5 separate regions of the Mus musculus genome follow, and all the other regions are linked to region 1. A link is a loop called in an ENCODE intact Hi-C map of the cell type or tissue named here. Cell type or tissue: heart. All regions are shown on one strand. Links, peaks and the distances in the headings refer to the core of each region. The heading gives the core; the rest is flanking DNA.

What was found. A loop is a pair of places that touch in the nucleus more often than their neighbours do. Peaks named below come from ENCODE experiments on the same cell type or tissue, not always from the same donor. Only the 100,000 strongest peaks of a DNase experiment are listed, where the experiment ranks them.
Region 2: a loop joins it to region 1, with 2.1 times the contacts of the local background. A loop is called at or near these places in 3 of 42 quality-filtered maps.
Region 3: a loop joins it to region 1, with 2.8 times the contacts of the local background. A loop is called at or near these places in 17 of 42 quality-filtered maps.
Region 4: a loop joins it to region 1, with 2.4 times the contacts of the local background. A loop is called at or near these places in 2 of 42 quality-filtered maps.
Region 5: a loop joins it to region 1, with 3 times the contacts of the local background. A loop is called at or near these places in 3 of 42 quality-filtered maps.

The regions. Positions count from the first base shown.
Region 1 is chr11:20,636,083-20,641,872 of GRCm38, reverse strand. The region is part of intron 1 of Sertad2 (SERTA domain containing 2); the gene reads right to left. Among named protein-coding and RNA genes, the nearest start is that of Sertad2, 7.0 kb to the right of the region's middle. In heart, for the core only: a CTCF peak has its summit at 2,836 (motif pointing right); DNase peaks (open chromatin) are centred at 1,842 and 2,832; H3K4me3 peaks cover 1,235 bases; H3K27ac peaks cover 1,607 bases.
Region 2 is chr11:20,241,528-20,247,317 of GRCm38, reverse strand. Cep68 (centrosomal protein 68) reads left to right here. Exons shown (of 7, transcript NM_172260.3): 2 at 5,080-5,432. The coding sequence starts at 5,121. Among named protein-coding and RNA genes, the nearest start is that of Cep68, 5.0 kb to the left of the region's middle. In heart, for the core only: CTCF peaks have their summits at 2,212 and 3,911; DNase peaks (open chromatin) are centred at 3,937 and 4,437.
Region 3 is chr11:20,474,029-20,479,818 of GRCm38, reverse strand. All of the region lies in intron 2 of Gm39607 (a long non-coding RNA gene), which reads right to left. Gm32142 (a long non-coding RNA gene) reads left to right here and starts at 1,438. Exons shown (of 2, transcript XR_872285.2): 1 at 1,438-2,842; 2 at 2,931-3,411. In heart, for the core only: a CTCF peak has its summit at 2,586 (motif pointing left); a DNase peak (open chromatin) is centred at 2,168; H3K4me3 peaks cover 491 bases; H3K27ac peaks cover 760 bases.
Region 4 is chr11:20,110,221-20,116,010 of GRCm38, reverse strand. It overlaps Actr2 (ARP2 actin-related protein 2), which reads left to right and starts at 3,060. Exons shown (of 9, transcript NM_146243.2): 1 at 3,060-3,206. The coding sequence starts at 3,159. In heart, for the core only: no CTCF peak of the experiment used is centred there; DNase peaks (open chromatin) are centred at 3,040 and 3,570; H3K4me3 peaks cover 2,702 bases; H3K27ac peaks cover 2,320 bases.
Region 5 is chr11:20,688,861-20,694,650 of GRCm38, reverse strand. Aftph (aftiphilin) reads left to right here. Exons shown (of 10, transcript NM_001290545.1): 9 at 2,063-2,186. Among named protein-coding and RNA genes, the nearest start is that of Gm46272, 49 kb to the left of the region's middle. In heart, for the core only: a CTCF peak has its summit at 3,430 (motif pointing right); no DNase peak of the experiment used is centred there.

The DNA.
Region 1 (5,790 bases), core at 268-5,267:
ATATGCCTGCCAGGTGCCCAAGGACACCCAGAAGAGGACCCAGATCCCTTGGAACTAGCATTATGAATGGTTGTAAGCCATCATGTGGGTGCTAGGAACTGAACCCAGGTCCTCTGGGAGAGTAGCCAATGTTCTTAACCTCTGAGCCATCTCTCCATCCATACCCACCCCAATGTACTACTTTTGAAGAAAAAAGGAGCCAAGAGGGAAGAGAAGGCTCCCAAGAGAACACCCGAGATTTCTCATCTGCATCTGGTGCTGCCAGAGGCCTAGGCTCTTGACTTGTAACAGTTTCCCTTGAGTGAGTAGCAGGGGAAAGCATGTTCCTAACTCAATCAACTGTGTGGTAGAATTCAGTCTCAGAGACAGACCGGGAGGGGCAGTAAAAGCCCAATAAGGGAAAATTCCTTCTGGCAAGTGAATATAACCTCCAGCTGAATAGAGACCTATTATCCCAGTTGTGCCTAGCCAATCACCTAGTCCTCGGACCACCTCTAGGAAAGTCAGCTCACACCTTTAATCCTAGCACTGGGCAGGCAGATCTCTATGAGTTCAAGGCCAGCCTGGTCTACATAGGGAGTTCCTAGCTGGCCAGGGTTAACTACATGGTGAGAGCCTGTCTCAAACAGCCAAAAAGATAGGTAGAAGACTCTATTTCTCTTAATGAGATACTGTACTCTTCTTTGTCATTCCTGCCCTCAGCCTAGTCCGTCCTGGCCACCACGAGATCACTGGGTCTGCTGCCATTTCTGAGGCCTAAGTCACAAAGACACTCTTCCTCTTCTCTCCCTCTCCCTCCCTCTCTCTCAGATGCTGGTCAGAAGCTAAGGATGCTCTTGTCTGATACCTGGGCTTCCTCATTCTTCCTAAAGCCTTCCTCCCTGCCTCGTGGCTCCTTGCTCTCCCGAGGAGAGGCGTTGTCCCTTCTCTCCTTTCCCCTCCTGTGGGTAGCTGTCAATGACCCCACCCTGGGGGTTTTCTTTTAACTCTAGCTGAACTCATTCTCACATTCTTTTATTAGTGAGAGTGAGACCCCTCCCAGGGGCAACCCCAGTTGCACTTTGTCAACAGTGGCTAAAGTGGGGCTGGAGAGAAATTGTGCAGAAACAATTTCTGAAATGGAATTTTCTCTGTTCCTTATCCTGCTTTTGAAGTGAGCTTCTGTCCTCGACAGAACACTAGCCTGGCCTTCCCTGCAGTATGGCAGTGAGGAAAAACCCCATCTTGCGTTAATGGGAAACCATACTGGCTTAGATAGCTTTCCACACGTAACACACCACACCCAGAAGAACACAGCACACTAAGAAACCTGCTCATGGCTAAGCTTTTAAAGCCCAACTTCCCCTCAAGGCACAAGAAAGAGACCAGAAAGACTGAACTGCTAAGGAAGTGGTGGTCAGGGATGCTGGCACAATCCTAAGGGAAGCTACAAGAAACAGAGCAGCCTCCCTGTCCTGGGCTGTCGCCAGGCAGGAAGGTACATGATGGGGGCAGGGGTTGGGGGTGGGGGTGGGGGGTGGCATCAGGCAATCTTCAGACACCAGTGGCAGTCCCTGGCCCAGGGGAGCAACAGTCCGACAGGGCGAGAAGCTCTGCCACTTACAAACAGGGAAAGACAACAGCACCCCACCCCTTTCCACCCATGCTAGTGACAGACCGTGAGGCCGTCGGGATCTGGAAGGTCTTATTTTTAAACTAAAGCCTACCCAGGGTTTCAGAGGTCTCTGCAGTAACATCCATGCTAATTGGTAAGTAAGACAAAGCCTCCCTAACAAATCAGCACAGTAATTACAAAGCCACTCTCCAGATCAGGCAGTCCCCGCGCTCACTCTGCCTGCTGTAACCTGACACCCACCGTGGCTCCACTCAGTCAGGCCCTCGGGCCAACCCTGCCCACCCAGCCAGCTGCAAACTCTCTGCCCCTCCAGAGGGCCACCATACCATCGGCCAGGATACCAGGCTCTGTGCTTATGACACAACTTTACCATGTGGGGTTGTTTTCTAATGTCTACAATCAACAAATTTTATCATTCCTCTTAGGATTTTCACTATCAGCTAAATTGGATACAATTTCTAACGCTGGCTTATCAAACATAATCGTTTCACGTGAAAACAAATGGAATTTTAACAGGCGACAACCAATTACACTGAGTAAACAAGAGTCAACTTTTAGAAGTGAATGTTTCTTTAGAATGACGAAAAGAGAGATAAGGAAGAATAAAGTATGTCTTAATTGCAAAAATCTGAAAAGCAAAAATGGCTTTTAAAGCCTGTCAGCAGTGGGATGTGTTTCTAATAGCCACTTGCTGGCTTTCTGTCCCCTGGAAATTTTAGGTTGCAACCCCAATGAATTGAGGATACCAGCCATCTTCTAAGGCTGACGATGGAACTGCTAACAAGTCCTCTATTTCACCCCAGAATTCTGGCTTAAAGCAATGTCTAAACTTACAGTTTCACAGATACAACATGATTTGAGGCCTCAATTTGGCTAGAAAACACACCAGAATGGTCATGTAGATAAAACAAAATCAACAGAATGTTGGTTCCTTTAGAGCTGGGTAATGAGCACTGCACTTTGACTTCTGAGTCTGTCTGGAATTTTCCATAAAAGTTAAACAATACATCACTATATATTAAAAAAAAAAAAGACCAAAAACAAACAAAAAAATTCTGTACACGTAAAAACCAAATGAAATAGGCACAGCAAATTTCTTACATGAGAATTACACTAACTCTATAAGCATGTTTACACAGATGAATGAGTGTTTTATGTAAACAAGCATGCCCAATGCAAATTGGAATCCTATAAACATCGGCAGCACCACATCTACCACAAGGGGGCGCCACAGAGCAGCAAGGCATCTTCCAACTCCATGTCAGTTCCTACCTACAGAGTTCTCAAAGCATTTACATTTCCAAATTCCATCTTCTATTCAGGTGTTCACATGGCAATGCTGAATGCTAGAAGCCTTACCAAGCTCCAACTAAATTATATAATGTTATGGTACAACCTTTTATTGCTTGTATATAAGTAACACCATGGTTAGGATCTCTGGAGGATTACTGAAGAGAGACACAAAACCAAGCACAAATCCAAGTCATGAAATGTGGACTCAGAGGAGGCAACAGTTCAGATCCAGATCTCCAGTGGGATTCTGAGATTGACTTCTAACCACACAGCCAACCTTCCACATTTACAACCAAAAAGTTTACTAGTATAGTCACTTTCAATAATCCTATTGCATCTTAATAACAGTAAATTACTTCCACACTGAACAATACTTCAGGCAATTATTGGAGGAAATCCTTCATCAGGAACACGGAGGAGAAGCCATTTAATTGTAAAATGTAACACAGTTTTAACCTCAGGGATATACTGAAGCAAGTTACTTTGAGACAGTTGGGATTCTCTCTGGTCAGATTACTAGCTCAGGTTATATGATGCCTGGTCAGTAATAATGCTTCTAACACATGAACTAGTTGCCTTTTTTTCCGTTTGAAAGCCAGTAATTAGAAACATATATATTATAATTATCTGCATTATGATGCTGCTTTATAATCATTTGGTGTCCAGGGTACATCTTCAGCATCCTGAGTCTAAAGTCTCATTAGCATTAAGGAATCTTCAGCTTTGACTTTCCCCAGAGGATTTCCTGCCAGGGAACCTCATCCAGCTTTGCACCTCCCCATTCCCGGGCATAATGAAAATATTTTTTCTCCTGTATTTATAATTGCTTAGATGGGATTCTAGTTTCAATCCTCTTGTAGCATCTTTTCCCCAAAGATACCTTGTTTTTCCCTCACATAAGTGATCCTTAATAAACAATGTCAAGGGAAAATAAAAGACTTAAGTAGAAACCAAAGGATTTGTCAAAAAGCATGTGTGAGTTTTTCTTTCGCTTAAAAAGGTGACCAGGTAAATAACACAGCCATACCAACACAGTAACTTTAAGGCCAATTCAGTGAAAAATCAAACTCCACTTTAGTTCAAACATTTAGTTAAAGGTGGCTTTCCATGTTAGCTAACTAGTTTATCTATAAATTAAACTGAAGAATAGAACCTAAGGATACAACTTCAAGAGATATTTTATGGGAGTGTTTCTTAAGAGTTAAAACATTAAGCTAGGAGAATGGAAGAATAGATGGTGAATCTGAGGCCCATATAAGTAACCTACATATTCAGAATATTTATTGTAATTGCCTTTATAAATTAGGTAGACAGGGGCTAGAGAGATGGCTCTGTGGTTAAGAACACTGGTTGCTCTTCCAAAGGATCTGAGTTTGATTCTCAGCATCCATATAGTGGCTCACAACCATCTGTGACTCCAGTTCCTGGGGATCTAATGTCATCTTCTGGTCTCTTTGGGTACCAGGGGCACAAGTGGTATGAATGAACAGAGCCAAACACCCATATACATAAAATAACAAAATCACTCAAAAATGAAAGAACTAGGCTGGTAAGGTTTTATAAAGTCAATTTAAATTTTGTATCCTATACTTGAATAGTTCACTCATTTGAAAAAAAATAATGAAAATACTAACTAAGCTGGGTGGTGGTGGTGCACACCATTAATCCCAGCACTCTGGAGGCATAGGCAGGAGGATCTCTGTGAGTTTGAGGCCAGCCTGGTCTACAAAAGGAGACAGCCATGACTGCTCAACACAGAGAGACCCTGTCTTAAAAAATAAGGGGCAGGGAGGGAGTCTTGGGGAGGGTAGAAAATATCAACTAAAGGGTAGTGAATACTTTGTAAATATAGTAGCCATTTTTCTAGGCTATTTTGAGATTTTAAATTTCCCCCAAGGACCTTGAATATTCGTAACTTACTGAAATTTAGGCAAAGCCATTTAGCTAAATACAATAAAAATAATTAGAGTGCCATATTAAGTGTAGTAATTATTTATTTCTAAAGAAAATACTTACTAGTTCTACTTCCACTCTCAGGATCTTGTGGAAAGCTTTCAAGCCCATCCAGCTAGCCATCCCTAAGTCTCTTGTCCCACCCGCCTCTTGCTGCTTTAACAAGTAGCAGAGAGGAAACCTCATTTTGGATTTGTAAATCAACTATTGCCACATAGCTAACAATCACTCCCAGGTGAAATACACTTTATTTTATATTTCTGGTCACAGTAAAATAATTTTTTTAAATTAGTATTTCAAGCTTATGCAAGACCCAGGTTCCATCTCCGGCATCACAAAAATCACCTAATTGTTTGCCTGGGGCTTAGCAGTAGTGCCTTCCTAGCTTGCCCAGCACTGAGGAAGAGGGCCACACACAACTTCAAAAAAGCTTCTCTCACCAGAAGAGACAGTAAACAAATCTGCTGAAGCCATAGTACCCACATTTTGTTAGAGAGATTTCTAGGAAAGCAAAGACCCACAGACAAAGGCATGTTTAAGCATAAGGGGAATCTGAAGGGCTTGTGTCAAACAGCTACCACCTGAGCATGTCACTCGTGCGGCTACAACTGTATGCAAGACCTGCTCTGGTACAGAGACGACCTTGGGACTTTGGGATTCTCAGAGTCTATCTTGGGCAATGCTTCTCAACACAGGGTGGGGTGCTCCAGCAGTCTACTCCACGCTCAGGAGCAGCATGGGCTGAAGTGATAAGCAGTTAGGCAGAGGAGAGCAAAGGGCTAGAAGGTGGCTCTGCAGTGAGGGCCTTTCATGTGGCCACCAGGTTTACCAAGCCCACTGTAATCACAGGACTGAGTCCTAGAGTCAGGACCCCTTTCCCTTCACTATTTGAAGTAAAACTCCTTAGAAGGAAAAAAAAAAGTGTGGTT
Region 2 (5,790 bases), core at 240-5,239, 390 kb after region 1:
GCTCAAGTCTGTCTTCTCTTTTGTCATTACGGACTTCACTGTTGCCGTCCTGCCTAGCGTGACCTCCACTGTGACACTCCAGAAGCCTTGAAGCTCCAAGCCCTGCTGGGCTCCATCTTCCCACTCGCTCCCTTCCTCTTTCTTGCTTACTAGACATGATCTGCTGCTGGGTATTTATGGCATTTCTCGCTACCTGTGAGTCCTGTGACGTTTCATTGTTGAGGCCCCAAACTGAAAGGGGCATCCCTGCCAGTACAGGTGGCTGTCAGTGGCCATGGGTACACAGACAGCACTTGTCAGAACAGAAATGTTGACAGTTGGGATGCATGCATTTGTTTCCAAGGGAGTTGCTACTTAAAGAATCACACGGGAATTTTTTGTTGTTCAGAGATTTGCTCCTTGGTGAATCATGCATCTATTTGAATGAGTTAGACAGAAGTGAAAGTGCCCCCCCTCCCCAACTTGCCAGTCCTCTCCCATTTGCTCTAAACAGGAATGTGTGGGAAGAAGGCAGGCAGCTGGGATGAGCTTGCTTGAGGGTGACTCAACAGATACCAGGAAAGGTCAGGTGTCCCCTGCTGTTAACATATACACAGTGCTGAACATGGTGATAGCTGATGGGTCAAGTAGCCTTTGCAGGCTCTGAGAACTACCTGAGAGGTTTGAGGGTGAGTTTGTGGTGCTCCCTGGAAGATGCTAGAGGATAAGTAGTCCCTTGAGTAGCAGTTCTGTGCTCTTTCTCATAAAGAGGAGCAGGGTGCAGCGTTTACTTTTTATGCTGGCAATGACTAAACATGGTACATCTGTAAAGGAAAGCTGCATGTGTGGACTGGGGCCTACTCAAGAGAGGTGGTACAAGCATCTGGAAAGGCAGGGCTACCCAAGCCCTTTGGAACCCAAAGTGTTGCATTATGGGTCCCAAATGCCAGCTCCTGTGGAGCTGCAAGAGTTGGTGTTTGCTCTCCTGCGCTTGGTCTTGCTTTGATCGTACTCTTTGCTATCACTGCATTCTTCCCTGTGGGGATGGGAGTGTATATCCTAAACACTCGATGCTGCAAGTATGTAACTTTGGTTTTTTATTGTATAGGAGCTTACACATCAGAGATTTATTGAGTTTCAGAAGAGACTTAGTGGTGGCTATGCTTTTTTTATATGTATATGAGTGTTTTGGCTGTATGTATATCTATGTATGTACCACATGCGAGTCTGATGCCTGAGGAGGCCAGAATAGATAATCAGATCCCTAAAACTGGCATTTCAGGTGGTTGTGAGCCACGATGTAGATGCTGGGAATCAAACCTGGGTCCTCTGGTAGAGTAGTCAGTGCTCTTCACCTCAGAGCCGTCTCTCTAGCCCCCTGCAGTTACATGTTTAATCAGTATTGGATCTGTTAAAGTGTGAGTTTTCTTTTTTATGTTGGACTGAACGTGTTTTCCATTAGTTATCTTGCAATGAACCTATTAGTGGGTGGGGGACAAAAGAAGGAAGGCCATGACTTGACAGTGGTTAAGTGTGTTTGGGTATGGAGTTATGGTTATTATTGTCAGCCCGACAGGATATGGAATCATGTAGGAAACAGTTTTCTGGTGTATCTATACGGATTGTTAGACTTGGTTAATTGAGGTGGGTACCACCCTACCTGTGGCTGGGGCCCCAGAATGGATGATGAGGAAGAATGTGAGCACTGTCTCTCAAGCAGGCATCACTTCATGCGATACTGCACATGCAGTGTCACCAGCAGCCATGGGTCCCCTTCCAGGATTTCCCCGTGGTGGCAGACTGCATTCTTGAACTGTGAGCCAAAGTAAACCGCAGCATCATAGTCACTTTTACAGAGCGGCAAGACGACAGTGCAGGATAGACTGTGATTTAGTAGGCAGATTCATAATCAGATTGTAAACAATTCGATTCTCTGAACTGGGAGAGTAACCACATATATTCTATCTTTAGAAGTACTATTTCAGTGGAAATCCCCAAGTTTCAGGCCTTTCTAAAAAGAAAAACTTTTATTACATTTACTTATGTGTTATGGGTGCGAATGCTCATTTAAAAAGAAACACATTTTTATTACATGTCTTTTCATGCAGCCAGATTCTCCTCCCTTCCCGAATCGTGTGCGTGCTAAGGAGTCAAGTCCAGAACCCGGCTCTTGATGAACCAAACAAGGATCAGTAAGAACACACCACACACACAAGTAGTCCGTGCAGTTTGTTAAGGAGCCACAAGGTGAGGATGTGGCTCCATGAAAATCTCTCATCAGAACTCGCCGCTCCCTCTCCCGGTCCTCGCCCACCCTCTTTGGCTCTGGGTGCCTTTGGACTTGTGCTCTTACTGATCCTTGTTTGGTTCATCAAGAGCTGGGTCCTAGACTTGGCTCCTTAGCACGCAGACGACTGTAGATGTGAGGTGTGAGAGGGGTCCAGCTTCATGTGTCTCCCCGTTGACAGCCAGAGTGGATTCAGTGCATCTGGCTGGGGAGGCAGACACCCCTGTCTTCTTCACTCCCCTGTGTGTCCATCCTGGCTGGGTGTAGAGGGCCTGTGCACACAGATACACACTGGAGAAGGCAGGACAGTGAAGCACACAGCTTACCTCTTCAGTGGAGTGAGGTGTGTGTAGCAGCTCTGCCTAGAATGCCAGGAGTGATGGAGTTTCAGAGCCTGGTGATCCCTTGCTGTCTTCCAGACCCTTCCCCCTAAATCTTGAGCATTGCTTTCAGCCGTAAAGCCCATTCTTATGCGTGATATCACTTGTGCATTACAACAGCCTAAGTGACTTCTCAGTTATCTTAGAGCCAGGCCAGTCCCGACACCCACAGCCATTATCTTTACCTCAGTCATTCTCCCTAAACCCTTATCCTGGGCACTGTTTCTGAGGCAACAAGAACCCAGCTTACTGCTGAAGCCATATGGACTTTGTAAAGAGCTTCAGTGTGAGCCTTCCTTAAGCTGTGCTGCATTCAGGGGCTGAAGTTAATTGTTACCAGGAAACTTTGTTTCCAAAATTGTGCTGTGCTTAAATATACCTAAAGTAAAATGATGTGGGGCAGACTCTAGAAGTCCTAGTCCAGTGCCAGTTATAATAAAACTGAGTGATCCGGTTTCATTCTAACCTCACCCTTCTTGGCTTTTTTGGTTTTTTTTGTTTTTGTTTTCTTTTTTCCTGCTTGCTATAAAGCCTGTGGGGAAATCAATACAGTTGAAGGGAATAACTTTCCTTAACAGAGGACTGGTCACTAATCAAGGATATACCAGGAGCTATACTGCCCTTAGATCTCCAGACGAGCTCTGAGATTCTAGGTTCAATCCCTAGTGCTGTTTTGGGGTATTTCCTGGGGGGGGGGGCTTCTTTTGAGGTGGGGAGAGACAAGGTTTGGAATACTATGTCTTGCCCTGTTCAGCACTTTTAAAGTATAGGTGTGGAAAGAAACTTGTGTTTGTGTATGTATCAAGTGATAGGAGTCACACAAAAACTAATACTGCTTGCCTGTGTTTGTGGGACTGTTCAGTGGGAAATACTTGGCTTGTTATGTGAAAGGTTAGGCACTGTTCCTAACAGAAAACAGGTGGGGTCGAATTAGCCCTGAAGGGTCTGACGCTTACAAGAGTGAGCTGGCTGCATTTAAAATGCATGCTTTTCTCTGAAGTCCTGTCAGAATGGCCTGAGCCACACGTGCCCAGTTAAGGGGGAGCAGGAATTTCATATTCTACCTGAGTTGCATTTCCTAGTGTGAAAGCCAAACAGGATGAGCCTGAGGAGGCCACTTCTACCTGCCTTGTCAGCTTCTAGTCTCTGAGGAAAATGAGGCTGTTCCTGTCCAGGTTTTAGTTTTGAGGTTAGTCCCAGTGCAGGTGACTGCACACACTCCGTGCGCACTGTTGCCTTGTACCCACGTGCATGCCCTTCAGGCTAGATCTCCTCCTGTCGGCCCCCCAGTGGCAGGAGGAGCACTGGCTGGCCTGTTGAGGCCAGCCTGCTTTCCCTCTGTTGTGTGGAGCTCCTGTTCTGTAGCTCCTCCCTCACCAGTCTGCCTGGGCTGCTCTGCTTTCTCACATGAACTCACCCCATTATCACCCGGCTTTCTACGGCACACACCACAGCAGCCTGAGAAGGGGCGCTGATCTGTTTCTGGTCATTGGTCAGAGAATGGGAAGCCCCATCCAGTCTATAGTCTGGTTGTCTCCTCCCACCAAAAATAGTTCGAAGCATCCTCCTGAGCCCAGTGAGGTCCTAGGCTACCTGAACTTGCTATCCTCTGGGGTAGAAAGGACAGACCCAGACTCAGGATGCTAACCAACAAGCCATTGGCTGAAGAGAACCACTATGGGGGCTGTGCCTGGCAAAGACCAGCTGGACATCTTAATGAGGTTGAGGTAAAGAGGTGACGACACACACGGGGCCCAAGCCTTTTCCTGAACTGCACCTGTAGAGCTGCACTCAAAAGCATCTCAGGCCAGCCAGGGTCAGGGTGTTAGTCACACCCATTAGCCTGCACTTACCTTCTTTGTGTGCTTCCTGTCCCTTCAGCTTCCAGGCAAGGAAGATGGCCTTGGGGTGTGGTCTTCCTCCCAGATCAGCTGGCTTATACATTTTTTTCTTCTGCTGCCTTTTTTTTTTTTTTTTTTTTTTGCAGCACAGGCTGCCCAAGTCTTTTGCTTGGTTACACCTGTCCTGACTCTTGGGAGACAATACCACAACTACAGAGGACAGAGTCATACTTGGGCATTCCCTTTGAAAGCGTCTGGGGCTGAGGACGAGTCAGACCTTGGTACGTGGCCATGGAAATGGTCACTATTCCTTTGGCCAGAAAAGTGTGTTTTCACTTAAAATCAAGATTTTGATGCACACATCAAGAAAATCTGTTTCTCTTTTTTTTTTTTTAACATTTTTTTTTTTTTTTGGTTTTTCGAGACTGTTTCTCTGTGTAGCCCTGGCTGTCCTGGAACTCACTTTGTAGACCAGGCTGGCCTCGAACTCAGAAATCCACCTGCCTCTGCCTCCTGAGTGCTGGGATTAAAGGCGTGCGCCACCACGCCCGGCTGAAAATCTGTTTTTCTTTTTCCTTCTCTGGTTTTGTAGGTTCCTGAAGGCTTCAAAGGAAACCTGATAGAGGAGGCTCAATGGCCCTGAGTGAAGATGAGGCTGAGGCAGAAGTGTCTGTCAACACAAAGGTCCCATCCTGTGGCAGGTGGAACTCTGGGAAGCTGCTGCCCTCAGGGCTTGAACCAGATCAGCCCCTACATCTGGGTGTTGAGGGGGGGCCACTGTGGAGGGCTGAAGCTGACCCTGGCTGCATCTCGGGAGTTTTCTTGTCACGGGTCCATACTGCCAGCAAAGAACCAGTAGCAGATAGGTCTAAGCCTCCCCTCAGAGGCCCGCTTCCTTCTGCCAGTGTGGGCACTGGAGAGGTTTTACACTCTATGGGCAGCCAAGTAAGTATGGTGGGAGCTGAGGTGGGGGTGTCCTTTCCTTGACTGTTAACCTCTGTCCTGGCCACTGTAAGGTGGGAGCTGTGGGATCCAGGTATGGGCTGTTATACAGGTTCTCTTGGAGAGCTGAACCTTCCCAAAGAGTCACTGAGGACCTCTTAAGGACAGTGACAAGTTCACCAGGAACCTACTGTGGATCAGGGGTCTCGTTACAAGGGAACCCCCCCACCCCCTTCCTGGTTCTGATTTAGTGATCTGAAAGCTTCTAGGGGACCCTGGGAAGACTTGGTAGAGGGCTGTGGGTTCCCAGACCAAATCCTCTTGGACTGGTCAGAACCTGACGCTCCTTTCGTGCGCAGCT
Region 3 (5,790 bases), core at 541-5,540, 160 kb after region 1:
GACTAAACCTACATATAATAAGGAGAGAAGAAGAAAAAACTCAGGTCAAAAGCATACAATTAAAATTAAAATTAATATTAAAAATATATCTCTCTAATCCAAAAAAGGATACCTACCAAGATATCAAAACATGAATTGTACAAAACAAAGAATATTAAAAGCTGCAAGGGAAAATACCAAGGAAGGTATAAAGAGCAGGCCCGTTTGAATAACACTTTAGTTCTCAATTGAGACACTAGAAAGGACAGTTGTTCTACAGACTCTGAGAGACCAAACCCATTAAAACTACCAATTACAATAGAAGAAGAAAGAAAACATTATATAATAAAACCAAATATAAAGAATTACTTTCTCCTCATCTAGCCTACAGAAGTCATTGGAAGGCACACATTAGTCTAAAGATGTAAGCCATACCCCCAAAGACACAGGAATAAATAATCCCAGAAGAGTAAATCAAAAGTATGTGTGGCCAAGACCCCACCATAACAACAAATATCAGGGATCAATAAACACTGCTCATTAATAATTCTCAATATTAATGACCTCAGTTCTCCAATAAAAAGACATAGACTAACAGATTGGATTAGAAAACTAGATTTGTCTTTCTGCTACATCCAAGAAACACACCTTACCATCAAAGACAAACGCAGTCTAGGGGGAACCCTACTATAATTGTTATGCTAAAGAAACATTTAAATAAAATTACTTTTGATGACATAATGCTAATCCCATAGGCCAGTGTCTTGCTTAACCCTCATTGGAGAAACTTCTTCCGGCAGTAGATGGGAATTAGCACAGACCCACAATTGGATAATGTACAGAGAGTGAGAGACTTTGAGCACTCAGTCCTAAATAGGATGTTTGATGCAAACATTTCCCTCCTTCCTTTGAAGTTCAAGAAGCTATTGTAAGAGCTGGAGGTGATGGTTGGCCACCAGGAAACAATGTCTTCCAGACACAACAAGACTGATGACCAAAGAAGCTCACACAGGCTGCGGTAGTATGCGTAAGACCTACATAGACCTACATGTTCAAGCCAGACAGGATCCCAGCTCTGAGAACAAATGGGGAAGTGGACTTCGGGTCTCACCTGTAACGAAGAAACTACAGGCAACTGACATCCCCTGGCAGAAGAAAAATCCGTTTTTTCCAATGGATCTCACTGTGTCTATCAGCCAGACTCTGGGCAGGCCCCACACCAGAAGTAGCTAGCCATCACAGAACAAACTCCCTGGTATTTCTGTGGATTTTTTCCCATTTTGTTTTGTTTTGCTATTTTTTGCTTTATCAGTCTTTTCTTGTTTATTTTGATTTTTGTGGGGTTTTGTGGAGTTTTACTTGCTTGTTTGGTTGGTTGGTTGGTTGGTTGACCCTCTTTGTTGAAAGGGAAAGAAAAAAACTATAAAGTTGGGTGGGTAGGGAGGTTGGGAGGACTTGGGAGGAATTGCCAGAGAGGAAAAAACAATCAAAATACAGAAATGTTTTTCAATTATAAAAAGAAAAGAATTGAAAGTGTTGCCAATACAAATCCTCAATAACCCTTGCAATTACTCAGAAACCAAGAAAATCCAGGACCCCGTAATTTAAAAACAACAACAAAAAAAACAACAAATAAAATATTTTCCTTAAAACACACACCTCAAAGCTAAATACAGGACAAAACAACTTAATGAAAGGAAGAGAGAAGGAAAAAGAATAAATAAAGTTGATCCTATTTCATCTCAAGATGGCTCTGGAATTTTTGGCAAATGGGTGGCAGCCCACAGACCTGGGGGATGGGAGGAATAAGGACACCGGTCCCGCATCTGCAGGCTTTTTCCATGTTTGGTATCTTTCCAGCCATTCCCTCCCCACCCACTCGTGGTGCCACCCTGCCCTTCTCACTGACTCAGGCCCTGTCCCTGCTCCCTCCCTCCCTCCTACCCTCTCTCTAGACAGTGAGCAGCTAGAGATGAGCCCTAGGCCCATCTTCTCTGGTCCGGATTTTCCTCCAACTATGGGTAGAAAGTAATAGTGCACAGGATGTGGGCTAGGAAACACCCACACAAGGCTCAGCTGATGGTGAGTCCACTTCGAGGTACACATCCGCACAGGCTGCAACACTCCCAGAAATTATGAGGGCACGTGTCATTTAAGGGGTGTGCCCAACAGGGCCTCCAGGGCTCCTCGGAAGCCTCAGCAGGAAAGGGATGAGTCATGGCTGCTGAGCTGGCTTGCCAGGCCCGAAGCTGGCTGGCCAATAATTAACATGACAATCGCCCTACAGGCACTGACTTACAGACGAGCCTACTAAAGGGGTGTGCAGGGCAGGGAGTTCCTTCCCGGCCTCCCCTCTTCCTGAGACTTTAGATCCTGTCCCCATACCTCCCACCTCCAGTCTCCCGACGCCAGAAAGGCGGAGCCAGAAGAGAGGTTAGGAGCTGTCAGCTTCCAGCCCCAAATTCACCGAAGACTCTGCCAGCAGAGACGTTCATGAAAGAGCAATTGTGAGGCCCAGTGTTTTCGTTTGACACCCGTCCAAGAACAGGATGGTAAACCCAGAAGCCAGGTCACCTTTTGCTTGCTACTGACCCCTCCTGGAGTGAAGAAGACTGCAAGCTGAAGAAGCCCAGAAAAAACAAAAACAAAAACAAAAACAACAAAACAACTGGTTCTGAGTTTGCTGTTCACAATGTTGTTTCGTTGGAACCGGAAACAGTCCAGGTCCCCAAGTGCTGGATTTACAGATGTGCACCACCAAGCCTGGCTTTAGTCCTGAGAATCTTGTTTTTTAAACAGCTTCACTGTGGTCCAGGCTGCATTGAAACTCAGCAATCTTTCTGCCTCAGGCTACCGAGTGCTGGTATTGCTAACACACTTGTGCATGGTTCTGGCTTGTTTTAATTTTAATTTAATTTAATTTAATATGTATGGGTGTTTTTTTTTTTCAGGCATGTATGTCTATGCGCCACCTGCATGCTTAGTGCCTTCAGAGGTCAGAAGAGGATGTTGTATTTCCTGGAAATATAGTTACAGACTTTGTGAGCCACTATGTGGGAGCTGGGAATTGAGCCCACAAACTCTAGAAGTGCAGCCAGTGCTTCTAACTGCTGAGCCTCTCTCCAGCCCCTGTCCTGAAGTTCAGCTCCTTTTTGGGGAGGATGAAATCTGCCTAAATTTGAGGTCACAGGGTAAGAGTCTCACAATGGCATTCCCTTTCCTCCCAGGACTTTGCCCTTCCCTCACACCTGATATTTCACTCAAACCTCCCTTGTGTTTTGTCTTGTAGAAAATGGAGATGCTACCGAGTCTTTAGGAGATTTACACAGTATTTAGAAAGCGCTAGTCAAAAATGGTGGTGTCACTCCGGGGAGCCTTAGCTTACCAGGGGACCCCTGAGTGAACCACACGGAGCTGGGATCAATGCAAAAAGCAAGAGGAATTTATTGTTTCAGTGCACTGGGGTCGTCCCAGACCCGAAGGAGAGGCGGTGACCCCCAGTACCCATTCGGTGAGATTTTATATGGTTTCCAGGGGCAGAATAGAGCATCAGCAACTAAGCACAATATGATTGGCGGAACAGTACACCCTTAAAACTGATTGGTCTTTAGGGAATGAGGTGACAATGACTTCCCTTGTCTGAAGATGAGCAATGGTCAGTCCTGTGGAATGTGTCCCCACCCACAGGTCTGTTCCTGCCTCGTGGTCTGAGAAATGTTAATTATCGTCTCCCTTCCGAAGGGGCAAGTGTTTCATGACCTTCCCAAAGTTCCTAAGCTGACCTTTTCAGTGGATAGTGAATACTCTAATGGCCAGTGATCCCCTTATTAGGTCTTTCCCTAGCAGCCCCACTGGCTCACGGTGAGGTTGGCCATTACTCTAGCTCTCCTAAGGCAATTCTGGGGAAAGTCTGTAATTCCGAAGTTCCTGGGTCTACGACAGACTGAACCTGCAGTTATCTAACTCAAGGGTGGGAACAGCAAGAGTAGAGACCTGCTGACTCAGAGTGTGCTAGTGCCTCATGGATGACGGTGGTGGGGAGTAAGGCAGGCAGCAAGGGTGGGAGGGACTGGAAAGAATGGTGCTAAAGGCCACTAAGGAAAACCTTCAGGCAGAGTCTGCTTAGGTGGCAGTAATGTCCAGGCGTTCCAGGCGTGCTGGGCTGATCATTTGTCGAGGAACCACCTCTAGGAAGATAGGAGCACTTAAATCTTGCTAAAGGATAGATAAAAAATTAGTCGCTTACTAAGACACTGTGCCTTCCACTCTATCCTGTTGTAAAGAACACGCGTCTCTCTCACAATAGCTCAGTCATGTAGCTTTGTAAACCTACCCCTTCTCTGGGGTATTTTTTTTTTCTCCTAACATGCTTTCCCTAACAAGTTTAGCTTCCTTATTCTTTCTCTAAAACATTTCCTCCACCATGTGGTTGCTTGACTATCAAGTGCTTGACTTCTATGCCAGCTTCCAAGCTTGGCTCTCTCCTTCTTGCCTCTACTCCTGGCCTCTGGGCAGCCAGTGAAGTTTATAGTTGGCCTGCCCTGAAGTTTTTCTGTTAAATTCTAATAAAATTGTCTTTGAGCTGCCATTTGAGTCCTCTTTTTTTTTTTTTAATTATTTATTTAATTTAGGTATATGAGTACACTGTAGCTGACTTCAGACACACCAGGAGAGGGCATCTGCTCTCATTACAGATGGTTGTGAACCACCACCATGTAGTTGCTGGGATTTGAACTCAGGACTTCTGGAAGAGCAGTCAGTGTCAGAGTCCATCTTTTTTTTTTTTTTTTTTTTTTTTTTTTTTTTGGTTTTCTAAGACAGGGTTTCTCTGTATAGCTCTGGCTGTCCTGGAACTCACTTTGTAGACCAGTCCTTGAACTCAGAAATCCGCCTGCCTCTGCCTCCTAGGTGCTGGGATTAAAGGCATGCGCTACCACTGCCCGGCCTCCCAGAGTCCATTCTTAATTTAAAAAAAAAATTACTTTATTTTGGGGCAAGAGGGATGGCTCAGCACTTAAGAACACTGGCTGCTTGGTCATAGGATCCCTATTCAATTCCCAGCATCCACAAGGCAACCCATAACTGTCTGTAAATCCTATCTCAAGGGGTCCAAAACCCTCCTCTGGCCTCTGTTGATACTGCATCCATGTAGTGCAGAGACATACATCACACAAAGAGTCACAGACATAAAATAAGAATAGAAAAGCCCTTCAAAACAAAAGTTTCTTTTATGCCTATATGTGAGTATGTGTGTATGTAGACTGCCAGTGTGCCTGGTGCCCCTGGAGACCCAAGGAAAATGTCAGATTCCCTGGGCTAGAGTTGTGAGTTATCACGTATGTACTGGGAATAGAACCTAAGTCCTCTGCAAAAGCAGCAATATAGAGGCTGGAGAGATGACTCTTTGGTTAAGAGTACTTATTGCTTTTGTAGATTCCAGCACCTACATGGTGGCTTACAAACACCTGTAACTCCGGTTCAGAAGATCTGATGCCTTCTGCTGAACCCCACAGGCACCAGGTGTATACATACTACACATACACACATTCAGGCAAAACACTCATACATATAAAGCAAATTCTTAGGAGGAGGAGGAGGAGGAGGAGGAGAGAAGAAGAAGAAGAAGGAGAAGGAGAAGGAGGAGGAGGAGGAGGAGGAGGAGGAGGAGGAGGAGAGAAGAAGAAGAAGGAGAAGGAGAAGGAGAAGGAGAAGGAGAAGGAGAAGGAGAAGGAGAAGGAGAAGGAGAAGGAGAAGGAGAAGGAGAAGAAGAAGAAGAAGAAGAAGAAGAAGAAGAAGAAGAAGAAGAAGAAG
Region 4 (5,790 bases), core at 435-5,434, 530 kb after region 1:
GATTCCAATCACCAAGTTGGAGCTGTAGCGTTCTGTATTTAGGCTAAAGACACTTGTGACTGTAAGCAGATGTATTGAGTGTCACTTGAGCAATCGGAAGGATTCTTGAATTTGAACACATTCTTGTTGCTCTGGTCAGGGCCTTCGTTTTTGGTGATTAGAACCTCAAGAACAATATATAGACTATATATTATATATTAATACAATATATATGTATATATACATATTATATTATATATTATATGTTACATATTATGTGAGTGCACTGGATTGACCTTGGGTCAAGCAGGCACCTTTACCTGCTGAGTCATCTTGCTGGCCCAATGACAAAATATTAAACTTAGAAACACCAAGCATCAACAACCAGTACTTGAGTTTAAATAGTAACATATGTAACAAAACTGAAATTTGCAAAGTGTTGCCAGTAAGATTAAGTAAGGTATCGGTTCATACTTTACCTAGAAGTCTAAGGGAGTGCTAGGCCTAAAATTTAATTAAATAGGATACACTACCATCTTGTAATTCATTTAGTACAGAGTACCACTATCTGCTTGACTGTGTGCAAAATCATCAGGGAGATGTAACAAGCTGGGTCAGAGCCAGAGAATAGCCTGATCTACATATTGAGTTCCTAGTCAGCCAAGTGTTAGAACACTTGGAAGTTAACTTTTGACACTATACCTTCCAAGTTAAAGTTTCTGTTTACAGTAAGACAGTTAAGGATAAGTTGTTTCTCCTGTGTTAAAGTCTTTGCAAGTTAAGGTTTCTATTTGTAATTAAGAATAAGTTTCTCTGAAGAACCAGGCTTGATTTGGTACCACTGAGATGATGACCTGAGACCCCCACTGGAAATCTCCAATCTTTTGAAAAAACCCGGAAGTGAGGAGTGTGCACGAATGCTGAATGTTTGGGAATGGGAGGATGAGTGAGGCTTGAAAACACCACACTGAAAATCCTGCCACAGCCAACAGCAGCAGCCCTGTTAGACATGAGCTAAGTAAGCACTGAGTTTGTAGAAAACATAACATCAGCCATCTTGGAATAGAGAAACAATGGATTTACTTACTTATGAAAAACAAAAAAGCTGTCTCTTCCCAGGGAAGGCTAGAACTAGCTTTCCTGTCTTGGCCGGTGCCGAATGGGTGACTGATTTGGGAGAGGAGGACCTGGGTTCACCTGTGGGGCTGTGTTGTGAAAGGCAGCCTGGCCCCTGCTACTGAGGAGAAAGATGGAGCCCGGGTCTTGAGCCCACCTTCACTGTACCGTAGCACTTGGTACTGTCTATGTGCCCTTGAGAAGGCGCGTGGGGGATTTCACAGTCTGAGAATGAGTGTGTGTGAGTGAGGCGGTACCCACATTCTCAACTTCAAGTCATTGCAGTTTCTTTTTCCCAGAAAACAAAGGGGTTTGATGTTGCATTTCATAAACTAACTGAAGTTCTGGAGTTAGAGGATATAGAAATATAAAAGTACAGTTGTTACAAAGTAAATGCAGACTTCAAAGACAGAAAAAGCCACAACCCAAACCAAAATTTAAATGCTTGAAATTGGCATCATAAACAAGCTCTCTCCTGACTTGTATTGTGGCAGTCGGAATGCCCCCAGAAAACTGTGCCAAAGAGTTTAGAAAAAAAATGTACAATAAAAGCAAATACACTCGAAGCCGGGCGTGGTAGCGCACGCCTTTAATCCCAGCACTTGGGAGGCAGAGGCAGGCGGATTTCTGAGTTCGAGGCCAGCCTGGTCTACAAAGTGAGTTCCAGGACAGCCAGGGCTATACAGAGAAACCCTGTCTCGAAAAACAAAAAAAAACCAACCAAACAAACAAAAGCAAACAAACAAAAAAGAATAAGTTTCTGTTTCTTAGGTCTGATGTAAACTGCAAAACAAGTTTTCAGCCTAGCTAAACTTGGGATTCACATGACATATACTCTGACCCTTGACTCTTCCCTTTCACTGTATCTAACAATTCGCTCACATCTCGCCCATAAAACGGACCTCAAGCGACCGGCAGCGGTGAGACAGGTGGTTGGCCAGTCCTGGTGTACCCCAAAATTGCTCCAATTGGACAATCATGGATTTGGTCTTTTTAACTTAATATTCTTAGTTTTAACACAAGGATAGACAATGCGACCCTGTCTCAGAAAACAAAACTAAACTAAAATTAAAGGAAAGAGTTTTGTTCTTTGTTTTCGAGAAAGGGTTTCTTTGTTGTAGCCTTGGCTGTCTTAGAACTAGCTCTGTAAATAGACCAGGCTGGCCAGGAATTCACAGAAATCCAACTGCCTCTACTTGTGTGCTGGGATTGAAAGCAAGTTCACCACTATGCGCTAAGTGAAAGCATTATCTTTCTTTTTTGACAGGGTTTCACTTTATAGCTCTGGCTGACCTGAAACTTGCTATGTAGACCAGGCTGGCCTCCAACTTAGAAATCCGTCTGCTTCTGCCTCCCAAGTGCTGGGATTAAAGGCGAACGCCAACAGTGCCCGGGTGCATATTCAATTTCTTAAAGAGGTGCGTGTAACACTTGTCCCTGTTTCCAAGGGAGGTTACAGAGGACCTCAATTTTAAAGTCTGCATTTGGCAACATGGTGAGTTCCTGTTTGAGAAAATCAAAGAGGGAAGTGGTGAAGCAGAAAGAAACGAAAGCATCCCGCCAGGCTCCTAGGGCTGCATGCAACTGGAGGTGTGGAATAAACCGGAGGTTTGAAACTTGTAGGTGTATCCACCCAGGCCTAGGAGCAATGACACATCATGCCTCGGGACCTCCAGGTGGCTTTCGGTCTTCCTAGCCGGCTGCTCCACCCTTCTCCACTGCCGTCCCGCCACACACCCTCCGGCCTTCACCTGCCTGCCTCCTGTACAGCCGGCCCGGCCGCGCCCTAGGTCCCGAGACAACTTGGTCAGAGCCGCCGCCCCACCAGCCAAGCGCAGCCCCGGAAGCAGAACGAGGCGAGAGGGCGCGCCCGGGTCCGCGCCGGACAGCTCTCATTGGCCTTCTCGGCTGCCAGTCCCCGCTCTTCTTTTCTCTCTCTGCACCGCCCTCTTGGAACGGCTGCCGGGCGGGGACTTCCGGTTTGGGCGGAGCGGCGGGCCGAGGGCGGGGCCGTGTGGAGGAGGAAGCAGGCCAGGCCGGGCGGCGGCTCACCAGGACGAACCATGGACAGCCAGGGCAGGAAGGTGGTGGTGTGCGACAACGGCACTGGGGTAAGGCCCGGCGGGGCGGCCGCGTGTGTGTGCGGGGTGCGCGCGGGCCCCTCGGCTGCGCGGCTGGGCTTCGGGGGCGCGGGCAGGCGCGCGGGCGGGCGAGCTCTCGGGGGGCGCCGGCCGGCCCGGAGCCGGTGGCCCGGAGCTAGGCTACCCGCGCTGCACCCGAAGGCGGCGGAACCTGTCCCCGCGCGCTCGCAAGCATCCGCCGGCGTGCCGAGAGATGGGTCTAGACGGTGAGAGGCCCTGTCCCTCGGTGGCGAGGAGGTCTCCATTTCCGAGGCTCGCCTGTGTTCGTCCATACAAGACCTAGCGGCCTTCCTCTTCCTGTGTAGCGAAAGATGCCGAATGCGAGGCAGGAAACGGGTTCCGCAGAGAAAAGAGGAAGTGCTGTCAGGCCCCGGGCCGCGGCTGGAGTCTGCCCCGGGAGAGCGTGTGGGCTGTCCTTGTCGTCTGTGGTTTTGAGAGAGGGGGATGGTCAGCAGCTCCTGCTTCACCTCTTGCTTTGCATGCCGCCCTATTATAGACCTAGGACCTCTCAAGTAAATTCTAGTGGGAAGTTGGATCATTTCTGGTTCCTCCTCTGCTTCATTTTTTTTTTCTGTTAAGTACAGGATAGACACGTTAGTCTTGAAGATGCTAAAAATGTCAAAATAAGCCTAAAGTTCTGATTCAGAAAACTCGTTGCAACTGGTTTCTTTCTATCCCCAGTTAAAAGGGTGGAGCATCAAAGTTCCAGTTTTGAAGATGCAACTGTTTCTGACTCCTTTAGCGATTTGCAACATTTTGTGACTTTTCTCCTCTCTGCCACAGAGACGACACACAAATTAAAATAGATTTTACTTGAATTACACCTTTGAAGCCAGATTGTTGAAAGGGGAAGGAGCTGGTATTCACTGCCATTATAGTGCCCTTGGTTGAATTTGTTACAAACTTTGACAATTATTGTACTAGCTTCATTTAAGCTAAATCTGGGCTAGAATAGGATAGGTAACAATACAAAGGGACATCCATACCACTGCTGTGGTAACAGCCCTAAGATTCAGTAACTTAAAGGTTTTTAAGCAACCCCATTTATGTGCTCATTAGAGATATTTATATTTGCAGACTTCATGAAGGGATACATAAAATGCATCTCATTTTTTGAGATAAAGGATAAAGCAGTGAGGGAAATGGTACAATTTTATAAAGCTTCTAAATTATCAGGAAAAAGGTTTTTAAAGCAAAGCCTGTATTGTTACACTATATTTAAGCTAAATTATAAATGCTAAACTTTTCAGAAATTCTTATAAAAGTACTTATTAAAAAAAAAAAGTATCTTACTACCAAAGAGACGTCTCAGCAGTTAGGAGCACTGGTTGTTCTTGCTGAGAACCCAAGTTTGATGCCTAACATCTGTGTGGCAGCTCACAGCTATTCTGTAATTCTAGTTCAAGTGTATTCAGTGCTCTTTTCTGGCCTCTGTGGGTACTAGGCATACATGTGATACATATACAAACACTCAAGTAAACAGACATAACACTTAAAGTAACAGTGTCTTAAAAGTGTTTTAAAAAGGGCTGAAGTGATGGCATACATCTTTTATGCCAACACTTGGGAGGCAGAAACCGGCAAATCCCCATGGCTACATAGGGAGACTCCATCCATTTTTATTTTTTTTTTTTTAAATCTGTTTCTTAGGATAAAAAGATCAGCTACTATGGCATAAGTGAAAGGAGATGATTTTAAAAAAAGTTTTATGCCAGGTGTGGTGGCGCGCCCCTTTAATTCCAGCACTTGGGAGGCAGAGGCAGGCGGATTTCTGAGTTCGAGGCCAGCCTGATCTACAAAGTGAGTTCCAGGACAGCCAAGGATACACAGAGAAAAAAGTTTTATATCTATTTTTGTAATTATTTATAAACTTTATTCACTTTTTTTGTAGATATGTTTGACTGTGAATGAAATAGTCGGATCCTCATATACATCAGCTAGTTCTGATTTAAATCGTAACGCAGTTAGGAATATTGTGATGTCTTTTAAGAAAACTTGACGACTAATAGCTACTTAGATTTTGGGTTGTTTCTTAACTATTTATTCTTCTTTGTTCATCTTAGTTTTACTTAGGTACCTGAAGTTATAATGATGCCTTTACAATTAAATATTAGAGAAGACATTAAGACTTGATTTTTTAAAACAGTAATAGAAAAGGGGTTGGGGAGATGGCTCAGTGGATAAGCACCTGACTGAATCTCCAGGACCCACGTGGAGTGGAGCTGGCACTGTAACACCAGTGCTTCCACCACAAGGTGGGAGACAGAGAAAGGAGAACCCCAGGAAGTTTTTGGGCAAGCTAGAGCTGTATGCAGCAGTGGACAGCAAAGGACAGGTGAAAGATGAGGACCAGCACTTGAAGTTGTCCTCTGATTTCCAGATGTGCACCATAGCATACAGTCTCCCCCACTCTGACATATGAATATACTTACCATCTAGTCACACACTCATGGGGGCTGGAGTGGAGCTCAGTTAGTAGAGTGCTTGCCTGATGCTTGAGGAACTGGAGGGTCCATCCCCAGCACTGTACTATCAAATGTACGTACTTGTAATT
Region 5 (5,790 bases), core at 334-5,333, 53 kb before region 1:
TGCTTGGCAGCTGAGGGTCCAGTGCTGGATAATCTGCTGTTGCCACTCAGGATGCAGCTGTTCTGCATGGCACACAGACCTCACCTTCAATACTGTGGGCACTTGGAAGCTCACCTTAAACAGTGGAAGAGAGAACGAAACAGTTTGGGCTCATTGTTCTTTATATGCACATTTACAATTTTATACATTTTAACTTTGGCCTGTATGCTTATTGTAGAAAAACTGAGGTTTTTAAAGTATGTCCTGAAAGTGTACATTAATGAGCTATTAAGACCTTGGGAGTCAATGTGCACCTTCCTCCTCGTTGGACTCAGTAACTGTGGAAGCTGTTGCTTGTTTGATTTTTCTAACATCTGAGATCCATCTGTGCTCATCGAAGAATTGGTTCAGAAAGGAGAGAACTTGTTCATGAGTTTATTATACATTTCACTTAATCTCGTAGGCTTTTCTTAGAAAATAAAATTGAACCAAGTATAGCTATGCACACTTGTAGTCCCAGCTGAGGCAGGGGGATCACCTGAACCTCAGTAGGTGGAGACCAGCCAGAGTGGTATTGTAATGCCTGTCTCAAAGAAGAAAGAAAAAAAAAAATGGAGACGCTATTAAGCATTTTTTTGTAAAGGGATGCTTAACTATAGCCCCACCTTAGCTTCCTCCCTGTTCCTCTCGCTGACTACTGTAGCTGCAGGCCAGCAGACTTACATCAGATACACATGTGTAACAGGTCCTGGGAACAAGGGTCCTCATTTCTCCCAAAGTAGTGCTCTTAGCCACTCCACCTCTTACCTGAAGAGCATGCAATCCGTTTTTAGTATTAAATTGATGCTTTAAATAATTGTGCATCTTTTTAGTCATGTCTAAGATAACCAAATTACCAAATCACTTTCTATACTAGCAATTTTATATTAATCTCCAAGTCTCTGACGGGAAGAAAAATACCCAAGTCTTAAAAGAAAAAAAAATTTTTTTGATGAGATCAGAGCAAGGTTCAAAATTAGGTTCATTAGCCAGTTTAAAAATTGAGGATATTGAGCTGGAGAAAGCAGTTAAAAGCACTGGCCACTCCTCCAAAGGCCCTGGAACCAATCCCCAGCCACCCACACAGCAGCTCCTAACAGTCTCAACTCCAATTCCAGGGGATCCAAACACCTTTACACAGATAGATATGCAGACAAAACACCAATACACATAAAAATAAACATTTTTTAAAAATGAGAATGTTGGAGGTCAGGTGTGGTAACTCAACACTCAGGAAGCTAAGGCAGGAGAATTGTCATGAGTCAAAGCACAACAAAGTACAACAGAGTAAGACCTTGTCTTAAAATAAGATAAAAAATTTTGAGAATATCAGCACACTCCTATTTATAAACACTATGTGTCAGAAATGAATACAAAACTGACTGATAGAATAGAAATTCTTGAGGTATTTGAAAGGCATCAGCTACATGCAACATGTATTTCAAAATGGGATTTTTATGTATTCCTTTTATAGATACTTCAGAGCCTACCATTTAATAAAGAAAAACATGAGGCTAGCTAATTGGCTCGGTGGTTAAGAACACAAGCTTCTCTTGCAAAAGACCTGGGTTCGATTCCCAACACTTACGTGGTGGCTCACAACTGTCTGTGACTCCAGTGCCAGGGACTCCAACAGCCCTTCTGGCCTCCTCAGGCAGGAGGCATGCATACGATGTACATACATAAATGCAGACAGATACACATAAACAAGATAAAATTAGATGAACACAGAGAGCTCAGTGGGTAAAGGTGCCTGCTATCCAAGTTGGTAACCTGAGTTCAATCCCCAGGAACCCTGTAAGGGTGGGCGGTCAGAACCAGCTGCAATGTGGTATCCACGCACTTGTAGCATGTGTGCCCTCATGTAGCGTGCTTAGTAATGACTGCTCACATTCAGAAGAGCAGCGCTTGTTCTGACAATGACAGTGAGCGGTGCTTATGCAGACTCACATGTGGATAGAGTGTTGCTGTTACATCTTGTCGCTCGCTCGCTCGCTATGACCCATGCAGCTTGCCCTCACTCACTGTCATTCTGTGCTGTAAGGTGTGGATCCAGAGTTGTATGAGTTAACAACTGCTAAGCTGGAGACCTCCACCTCAAGCCTCAGAGTGACTGATGCATTTGCGAAGCTCATGTCTACAGTGGAAAAGACAAGCACGTCAACCAGGTAAATGAACCTGAACTTAGCCCTAACTTTGTATCCTGGTTTAAATGGCCACAAGCAAAGTATGCAAGAGGCAGCGCTTGTGTGCTACGCTGTATCGTAAAGCCTAGAGAATGTCAAATGGATGTTTAATGATGAGTTTTGTTGGAAATGACTGACAGATGACGTTTTCTTCTCCCCACCCTCATAGAAGATGATTCTGGTGCCACTGGGAACATCCCTATCCTTTCATAATTATGGAGGAAAGCATTTTCCAGAACCAGTTTTATTCTCCTGGGGTTACATTAGCCTCTGTGTTCACTTTGAAGCTAAGACAGAGTAAAGATATTTTAATTTTCAGAACTTTCACTATGTGCACCTAACTTGAGCTATCATCAACTTCTTTACCAAACTTAGGGAGCCTCTCAAGGGACAGTCTTATCTTCTGCTGTCAGAGCCAGAGACAAGGAATGTCCTGTGGACCTTATACTTAGGCTTTAACACAGTTAAGTAACCCGTGCTTTGACAAATTAAACACAGGTAAGCCAGTTCCTAGTAGAAGGTGGTTCAGACAGGAGGACATCACTAGTGCCAGGGCAGGAGCTGATTGGTCAGCTGTCTTCTCTGCTTCCCAAATCATCATCACCCATCTGTATCTTCCAGATGTGTATGTGTCAGTTGCCCACTTTGGGAATTTTAGAATTTCCTATTGAATAACAGACACCATTTAGAGTTAATTCTTTTATTAAAAAAAATCTTATTTTTTTTATTCTTTTTAACTTAAACTTGAATGATTGCAATCTCTTTGGTTTGTTTGTTGGTTTGTTTTTGAGACAAGGACTTGGTGCACAACCCTAGCTGTCATGAAACTTGTTATATAGGCCAAGCTGGCCTTGGACTTAGAACCAACTGCCTGTGTCTCCCAAGTGATGGGATTAAGGGTGTGTGCCACCATGCCACCATGACTTAAAGAATTGTTGTGTCTTTTACTTCATTCCCTACAGGTGTCCATTCTGCAGACACTAATAATTTTTAAAGACTGCTGCCGTTACTCATTTGATGGCTGTAGGTGCCTTTAACCATTCCAGGAAATAGATTTGGAGCATGTAGGTCCTTGTGTCCACAGGTGCACTCCATTGCTGTCACTGACCTGCATTGGGCCCTGACACTGCAGGCCGTCTGCTGGCACCCTGGTTGTGGGAGTTATGCTGTTACTTTCTGAGCCAGTCCCACTGCTGCTTCCCTTTCCCTGCAGTCATGAGAGTTCAACTGTTGTGCCAGTAGGAGGCGCTCTACTCCACGTTGTTAGCCCTGTGCCTTCATTTCTTTAAGGCTCCTAGACAGACTGTACTGCCCAACGTGTTGCTACTGCATCTTCTGAAACAAAAGAATAAAATTGCAGCACACATCTAGGAGGGAAGTTGTAGCTGCCAAAGAGAGTCTCTGTGATAATTATGTGACCTTTCTGCTGTTAGGACACTAGACAACAAACCCAGAGCCTTGCAGACTCTAGACTCTACTACTGGGCTATTTTCTCAGACCCATTTGAACATTTAAAATGAAGTAAGCTGAAAAAAAGCTACAAACTTTGGGGTTCATTTGGAAGAAGGTTTTGTTTGAAAATAGTGAGAAAGATAACCACATGTTACTATTAGAATTTAAAGTTATAAACTATCACCAGAGGAGTGTGAGGTGGTGGTTTTGTTTCTGTTTTGTAAGAGCAGAAGTTGTTATTTTTTTTTATTTCTTCTCTCCCCCCCCCCCAATCAAACCGAAAGCCTCGTGCATGCTGGGCAGATGTTTACAGCAGAGCTCCAGCCCTAGCAGTGTGAGCAATTCTTAGTTGTATGGGGAAGACAGGCGGGCGGCACACAGTATGATTCCAAAAGGCTTTCTCAGTGTGTATTGGTCTGTAGGATTTATTTCTTTTTAAGTAAAAGTTAACAAAATTGTCTTGGCTCTTGACAGTACATCAAAGGTAGAGTGGAATGAAGAGCTAGCGGATAAAAAAGGGTTAAAGCGGTAGTTGCAGTGGATATACTGATGAAGCCTGTAATTTCAGCACTCAAAGCTGAGGCAGGAGGAGCACTTGAGACCAGCCTAGGCCAGAAAGCAAAGCTCTGTCTCTGAGAGCGAAGAAACCATAGTTGGGTTAGGGGAGGAGATTTGACGTGGAATACTTCTCTCTTTTTTCTATTTCTAAAATCGTGTTTATTTTTTGTCAGGGGTGATGGGTTCTGTGCTTGAGCACTGATGCACAGGGGAAAGTCAGAAAACAACCTGTGGGAGTCTGTGCTCTCTTCCACCATGTGGGTCCTAGGGAGCACACTCAAGCTGTCAGGCTTGTTGGAGGCAAGCCTCTGTGCGGCTAAGCCCTCTGAGGGCCCTCCCTCACACTCTTGTCTCAGAGCCTTTGAGTGTGTGAGGGAGCGTGATACAGTCTTCTCATTTATTCTCCTGTTTATTGCTGGTAGGTATTTGACATGCTCTGTTTCTGCCTGGAGCCTTAGACAACCTGGTACCCAACTCTGGAGTGCCTACCAACTGATATCAAACTTTGTACAAACCAAATTGGCATACCACACTATGGCCCAGAATTCCTGAACTTAAGCAATCCTCCTGCCTCAACCTTCCCAGTAGCCACCAGGACTACAGGCTTGTGCCACTGTTCCTGGCTGTGCTGGGGTATTGTTCCCAGGGCCCTGTAGAAGGAAAGCTAACCCAGTAAATCAAAACTCTAGAAGTTGATAATTGAACAGTCAGATTTATATATCAATAAATTCTCAATTGACAAGATGCCCACACAATAATTTCAGAGCCAATTGATAATGATACAAACTGCCCCCCTAGATTAGACAAGTTACCCCAGTTAGTCTTTCCTTCCGTGCATGGTATTCATAGCTGCTGTGGCTATGGAAAGACACGCAGCATCTGAATCATCTTCTTCTTCCTCCATCTTCTTTCCTCTCCCTCCTCTCCCTCCTCTCTCTCCCCGAAACTTTTCAACTCCAGCTTCCCTTCCACTGCCCAGTCACCAGCCATAGCCTTTATTTTACAAGTTAAGGTGGGGAGAAGTTCACAGGAGTCACCTGTGTGCGAGGTTCACTGCTGATTCACTCCTGATCTGCAGTCCCTCCTGGGAAAGCGGAATTAGCATCAAAGTACAAGCAACGCCCGAGCTATGCCAGGCCAGCACTGCACCATGGACCTACATCACCAGCACTTGCTTTGCTGTTAGAGAAATCCAAGTTCTTAGTGTGAAATCCTTCCATCTTCTTGCCCAACTGACCTAACATGGAAAAAGGTTATTTTCTAATTTAAATTAGTGTGTGGCCGGCTGGTTAGTAGCTACAGAGAGGCCACTAAGTGACATTTATATAAGCTAAAGAACTAGTGGCTAACAGACATACTTTGGGGCTTTCAGTTTTGGATTTTATTGATTTAATTAACAAAATGAAACCTGTCCTTCTCACTGTTGTAAATCCACTAGTTTTTAGTAGATTCACAAAGTTGTGCAACTCTCATCATTAAATTACCCCAGAAAATGTTTATTATCATAAAAATCCCCTGTACACGTTTGCCTATTGCAGTTGTAGGTGTGGGTGTGGGTTTTCTGTCCTGAGTTAAG